Regions from separate parts of the Homo sapiens genome. Here region 1 is linked to region 2. The links are chromatin loops, found by intact Hi-C in ENCODE. Cell type or tissue: HepG2. All regions are shown on one strand. Each heading gives the region's core, and the rest is flanking DNA. Links, peaks and the distances in the headings are about the cores only.

Evidence for each region. A loop is a pair of places that touch in the nucleus more often than their neighbours do. Peaks named below come from ENCODE experiments on the same cell type or tissue, not always from the same donor. Only the 100,000 strongest peaks of a DNase experiment are listed, where the experiment ranks them.
Region 1: a loop joins it to region 2, with 13 times the contacts of the local background. A loop is called at or near these places in 1 of 110 quality-filtered maps.

What each region holds. Positions count from the first base shown.
Region 1 is chr1:209,926,119-209,929,037 of GRCh38, forward strand. No RefSeq gene overlaps it. Among named protein-coding and RNA genes, the nearest start is that of SYT14, 11 kb to the right of the region's middle. In HepG2, for the core only: no CTCF peak of the experiment used is centred there; no DNase peak of the experiment used is centred there.
Region 2 is chr1:210,365,670-210,368,588 of GRCh38, forward strand. The region is part of intron 3 of HHAT (hedgehog acyltransferase); the gene reads left to right. It overlaps LOC124904503 (a long non-coding RNA gene), which reads right to left and starts at 1,277. Exons shown (of 2, transcript XR_007066866.1): 1 at 1,118-1,277. In HepG2, for the core only: no CTCF peak of the experiment used is centred there; DNase peaks (open chromatin) are centred at 1,322 and 2,082; H3K4me3 peaks cover 1,249 bases.

The sequences.
Region 1 (2,919 bases), core at 309-2,808, 440 kb before region 2:
TCTCTTCCAATAGACCTTGTATGTAGGCTATGATTACAATCTGGTTTAATGTGGTAAAAAAAAACCAATTATTATGCACACTAAACCAAGAGAGACCATTCATGACAGTGATAATCTCGGCACTGGGGCTTATAACAAGCACAGATCTCTTCCTGTACAGCTGCCACCCACTGGTTTTGGCTCTAACCATCGTGACCATACTGAATAAGCCTGATCTCTTTTCATCTGGCAGACATTCAAATATTTGAAAACAATTATCATGGAGTCCCTGAGTCATTTCTTTTTCAGACTAAACTTTATCAGCTTTTTAGCCTTTTTCACATAGAATATAATTAGAAATATCTTGCCATTGAATTCACTCCAGGTATTTTTTTTTTTTAACCAGGGCAGGGAAGACTGGGATTGCTGCTGTCTTTTTGATAGATAATAGGTATCTAAAATTGCAGTCTAAAACCACATTAATAATTTTAGTAGGCACCCCATATATACAAATTGAACTTACTCTCAATTAAAACTCCACGTCCATTCTACCTGTGCTGCTTCTGGTCTAGGTTTTCCCTATTCTACTTTCATTCATTTATTGAAGGGCTTTATTGATGATTTCTTATTAATTAAATACATTTTCACTAATGAGGGATCACTGTGGGCTTGGCACTGGGAGTAGGGGAAGATTTAGAACTGCTGAGATCCTCTCCCATTGCTGTGACCCGGGGGAGCTAGAGATGGTAGGAATCCCAGGTCAGGACTAAGGCTGAGGTAAGCCAGGAACCTAGGGTGCAACACTTAAGGAGGCACTCACTGTCGGGTTGGTGCAAGCGCAGCACAAATAGTGTATTATTCTGGACAGAGTTCTTATCCAATCCCCTCTCTGGTTTATTGTTTAGAATAAGCTGAGAGCATAGCTCAGGTGGGTCAGTTGCAGGTTTTGGACATTTTAACTACAAACCAAAGTTTTACAGTTTATATTCTGCATTTATATTCATTATAGAATACATTCGTACTCTGCACAAAGGACCACACAAGCATATACCGTTATTTAATATACAATGAGGAAAATCATAGTTGATATGTGGTATGTCAGGGTGAGAGAATTCAGAATATAAGACGGGTTTTTCCTGGAGCCTCCCTGACAGCACTGTAAGGAGGGATAGGAGAAGTATACATAGAAATCCAAATTTTGCCCCCAGTTTGTAGGGTGTTTATGCTCAGAGTCCTCCTGTGGTTTTTGGATCCTTGATGTCATTGTCCAAATTAAAAAAAAAAAAAAACTATGACCAGGCTCCAGATTTCTCCCATCTGCAGAGATATAGCTCAGCACATTAAATGACTTCCCATTGACCAGCACCAATAGAAAAGCCCTACATAGAAAATTTGGAGAAAATAAAGAACTTCATCTGTGATTATATAACTAAGCCTCAGACATAAAAGAAGGCTAAATCAAAAGGGAATGGCCCCTAAGAGAGAACAGTAAAACCCTTTCCAGGAAAACAAAGAGAATGAGAGCACAGACCAAGGTGGGTTGAATACACACTTCCTCCCTCAGACTGGCTTGCCCTGTCTGGCTCAAACCAATTCTATTTAAGGAATTCCTCATTTAAGCCTCCTCAGTGAAAGGGAACCAGGAAGATGAATGAAACAGAGTTACTAACTTAGGGCTCAGTTTAGGGCCCATTCAATTATGAAGAGACACTCTAAATATAATAAACATAAATGCAAATATCATGAGAATTCTTACCTCTGATGGAAGGTAGGCTTGGGAGGCATCACAGAGGAGAGAAGCCATTCGAACCTTTACTTTCAGAATATATTTTTATATTTTTAATGTCAAAACAAAAATTAATATTTTCCAATTGAGACTCCTCCATACCCAGCATATTCCCAAGAGGCAAACTTTTATAAGTTTCTGTTTTTAGTTCTTGCGATTATCACCATATGCTAAATAATATAATTCTATCAGCTGGGCACGGTGGCTCACGCCTGTAATCTTAGCACTTTGGGAGGCCGAGGTAGGCGGATCATCTGAGATCAGGAGTTTGAGACCAGCCTGACCAACATGGTGAAACCCTGTTTCTACTAAAAACACAAAAATTAGCCGGGTGTGGTGTCGCGTGCCTGTAATCCCAGCTACCCAGGAGGCTGAGGCAGGAGAATCGCTGGAACCTGGGATGCAGAGGCTGCAGTGAGCCGAGATCGCACCACTGCACTCCAGCCTGGGCGATAGAGCAAGACTCTGTCTCAGAAAAAAAAAAAAAAAAGAAAGAAAGAAAAAGAAAAGAATATAATTCTGGCCGGATGTGGTGGCTCACGCCTATAATCCCAGCACTTTGGGAGGCGAAAGTGGGTGGATTGAGACCATCTTGGCCAACATGGTGAAACCCCATCTCTACTAAAAATACAAAATTAGCTGGGCGTGGTGGCGCGCGCCTGTAGTCCCAGCTACTCAGGAGGCTGAGGCAGGAGAATCGCTTGGACCTGGGAGGTGGAGGTTGCACTGAGCCGAGATCGTGCCACTGCACTCCAGCCTGGCGACAGAGGGCGACTCCATCTCAAAACAAAACAAAACAAAACAAAAAAACCCATATGTAAATATATATATATTTCTATCTTCTAAGTTTAGATATCTATTGATTCCAGGTTATGAAAGAAGAAGAATTTGGCTCATATATAATCTGTCCTCTGTAACTGTGGGTTCTGCATCCACAGATTCAACTGTGAATTTAAAAATTTGAAAAAAAAATACCAATACAACAATAAGAAATAATACAAATTTAAAAAAATACAGTATAATAAATAGCATTTACTTTGAATTCGAAATTGTAAGTAATCTAGAGATAACTTAAAATATACAGAAGGATGTGGTTAGGTTATATGCAAATTATCTTCCATTTTATATAAAGAACTTAAGCATTCATGGACTTT
Region 2 (2,919 bases), core at 319-2,818:
CAGTGGCACAATCTTGGCTCACTGCAACCTCCATCTCTCAGGTTCAAACAATTCTCTTGCCTCAGTCTCTTGAGTAGCTGGGATTATAGGCACACACCACCACGCCTGGCCAATTTTTGTATTTTTAATAGAGATGGGGTTTCACCACGTTGGCTAGGCTGGTCTCAAACTCCTGACCTCAAGTGATCCACCTGCCTCAGCCTCTCAAAGTGCTGGCATTAGAATCATGAGCCACCATGCCTGGCCACATTTTATTAAAAAAAATTTTTTTTTTTGAAGAGATGTGATCCTGCTCTGTCACCCAGGCTGGAGTACAGTGGTTGTAATCATAGCTCACTGGAGACTTGAACTCCTAGGCTCAAACGATCCTTCTGCCTCAGCCTCTTGAGTAGCTGGGACTACAGACATGCACCACCATACCTGGCTGATTTTTAATATTTTGTAGAGATGGGGTCTCACTATATTACCCAGGCTGGTCTTGAACTCCTAGCCTCAGCCTTCCAAAGCACTGGGGTTACAGGTGTGAGCTATGCTGCCTGGCCACTACTGACATTCTAGATTAGATGGCTGTTGTGGTGAGCTGCTCTGGACGTTGTACAATGCTTATCAGAGTCCCTGGACTCTACCTAGTAGATGCTAGCAGCATTTCCTGCCCTAAGCCTTAACAATTTTAAAAAGTGGGCTGGGTGTGGTGGCTCACTCCTGTAATCCCAGCACTTGGGAAGGCTAAGACCAGCGATCATTGAGGTCAGGAGTAGCCTGGCCAACATGATGAAACTCCATGTCTACTAAAAATACAAAAATTACAGCCAGGTGTGTGCCTGTAATCCCAGCTACTCCAGGGACTGAGACACAAGAATTGCTTGAACCCGGGAGGTGGAGGTTGTAGTGAGCAGAGATCGTGCCACTGCACTCTGCACTCCAGCCTGGGTGTCAGAGTGAGACCTTGTCTCTAAAAATAAAATCAAAAACAAGAAACAATTTAAAAAGTCTCCATGCATTGCCAAATGCCCCCAGGAGGCAAAAATCATCCCCTTTTAAGAGCAGCTGGTCTATAGCAATATTTAAGGGCTCTTAAATGACCACTCCCTTGGTCATGCCGATTTGCCATTCTTACCTTTACTCATCCTGTTCCTCTTCTGGATTGGGGCTCACGCCTTCCCTGTCCGGCCCTTACTCAGACTTCAGATCATAGCTGGCTCCCTGTCACGAAGCATTGCCTGAAGCTCAAGCTGAGCTTGGTGCTCATAGTTCCTGACACTTCCCTGCCTCTCTCTTTACTTCCTTCCACAAATACAGCTTTCAATGAGAGTGTCTCTGTGCTCAAGTCCATATGGAGCGCTGGGGACAGTGGTGAGCCAGACAGACAACATTCCTATGCTAGTTTCTCCTACTAGGGACAGGCTGACCGCAAACAAATGAACAATGGCCACAGATTGAGCTAAATGACATGAAGGCAGTAAACAGGGTGATAGGATAGCACTCTTTTGGGTGAAATCGTGTACCCTATTATGACAAATTTATTTGTAGAATTTTATTTGATGTTGTCCTTTCTGACTTAGATTGTGGGTCCCACAAAAGCAGGGCTGGGATTTAATCATTTCTGTATCTTCAATGCCTGGAGCAGAGTCAGTGAGTATTTTATTGAATTTAACTGCAGGAAAGAGTGAAGGGCCAGGTTGCAGCATGGAGGTGAGAAATACATTGGTCCTACGTGCCTCTAGATAGCCATGTAGGTAAGTGGGCTAAGTGGGACAGTGTGTAGAGTCAGAGTAGGGAGACACCATTCTGGGCACAAAAAATCACAAACTGCTTCTGGGAGAAGGGGGCTGACCTTCACCTGAGCTCCAGAGAATGAGTAGGATTTGGCAAGATCATCAGTAGAGGAGATGCTGTTCCAGTGGTGTTGCTATGGTTAGAAAAGGGAAGAATGTATTAGGGAAATGGTGAGTCAAAGTGAAGCTTCACTTAGGGCAGTGAAAGGGAGCTGGACCTGACTGTAGTCCTCCAGTTTTTGATGATGTTCAGGTTTGGAGGATTACAGCCCCAATCAAGAATGCTTTTGATCTTTGTCATTTCTTTGAGGGTAATGCTGATTGCACTTGCCAAGACAACAGAAGTGGTGTGGGTGCTTGCGTAGGTGCGGCTGTCAAGGGCTGTTCAGACTCCATATGCTTTGGTTTTTGCATCCTTTTTTTGTAATGTTTGCTCTTCCAGGCTGTCAGGGTAAAAGCCCCTCCCCCACCCCCCACCCCCTGCAGGCTCCAGTGTGCTGTGCTAGAATGGGGTGAACCCAGCCTTGCTGGGTTCTGGGGTGATCTGTCGTTGTATTTGCCAGTCCCTTTTTCTTTCTTCTTGCTGGTCTTCTCTCTAGTGATGCCAGGGAGATAGGGGAAATATTTCAGTGCCCACATTGCGTGCTCGATGAAGTAAACATGTTTCTAGACAGTAGCATCTGAACCAAACTGATACAAATGAAGTTCTATGTCAGGTATATTGTCATTCATTTTTTTCCTTTTATTTAGGATTCAAGATCATAGATTCTTGGCATAATGGAAAGAGCACAGGTTTGGAGTTGGATGGGCTTAAGTTCAAATTTGGCTTTGCTACATCTGAGAAAATAATTTGCCTCCTTTTTAAAAAAATGTATGTATTTTTTTGAGACAGGCTGAAGTACAGTGGCATGATCTTGGCTCACCATAACCTCTGCCTCCCAGGTTCAAGTGATTCTCTTGCCTCAGCCTCCTGAGTAGCTGGGGTTGCAGGCGTGTGCCACCACACTCAGCTAGATTTTGTATTTTTAGTAGAGATGCGTTTCGCCATGTCGGCCAGGCTGGTCTTGAACTCCTGGCCTCAAGTGATCCACCTATCTCAGCCTTCCAAAGTGCTGGGATTACAGGCATGAGCCACTGTGCCTGG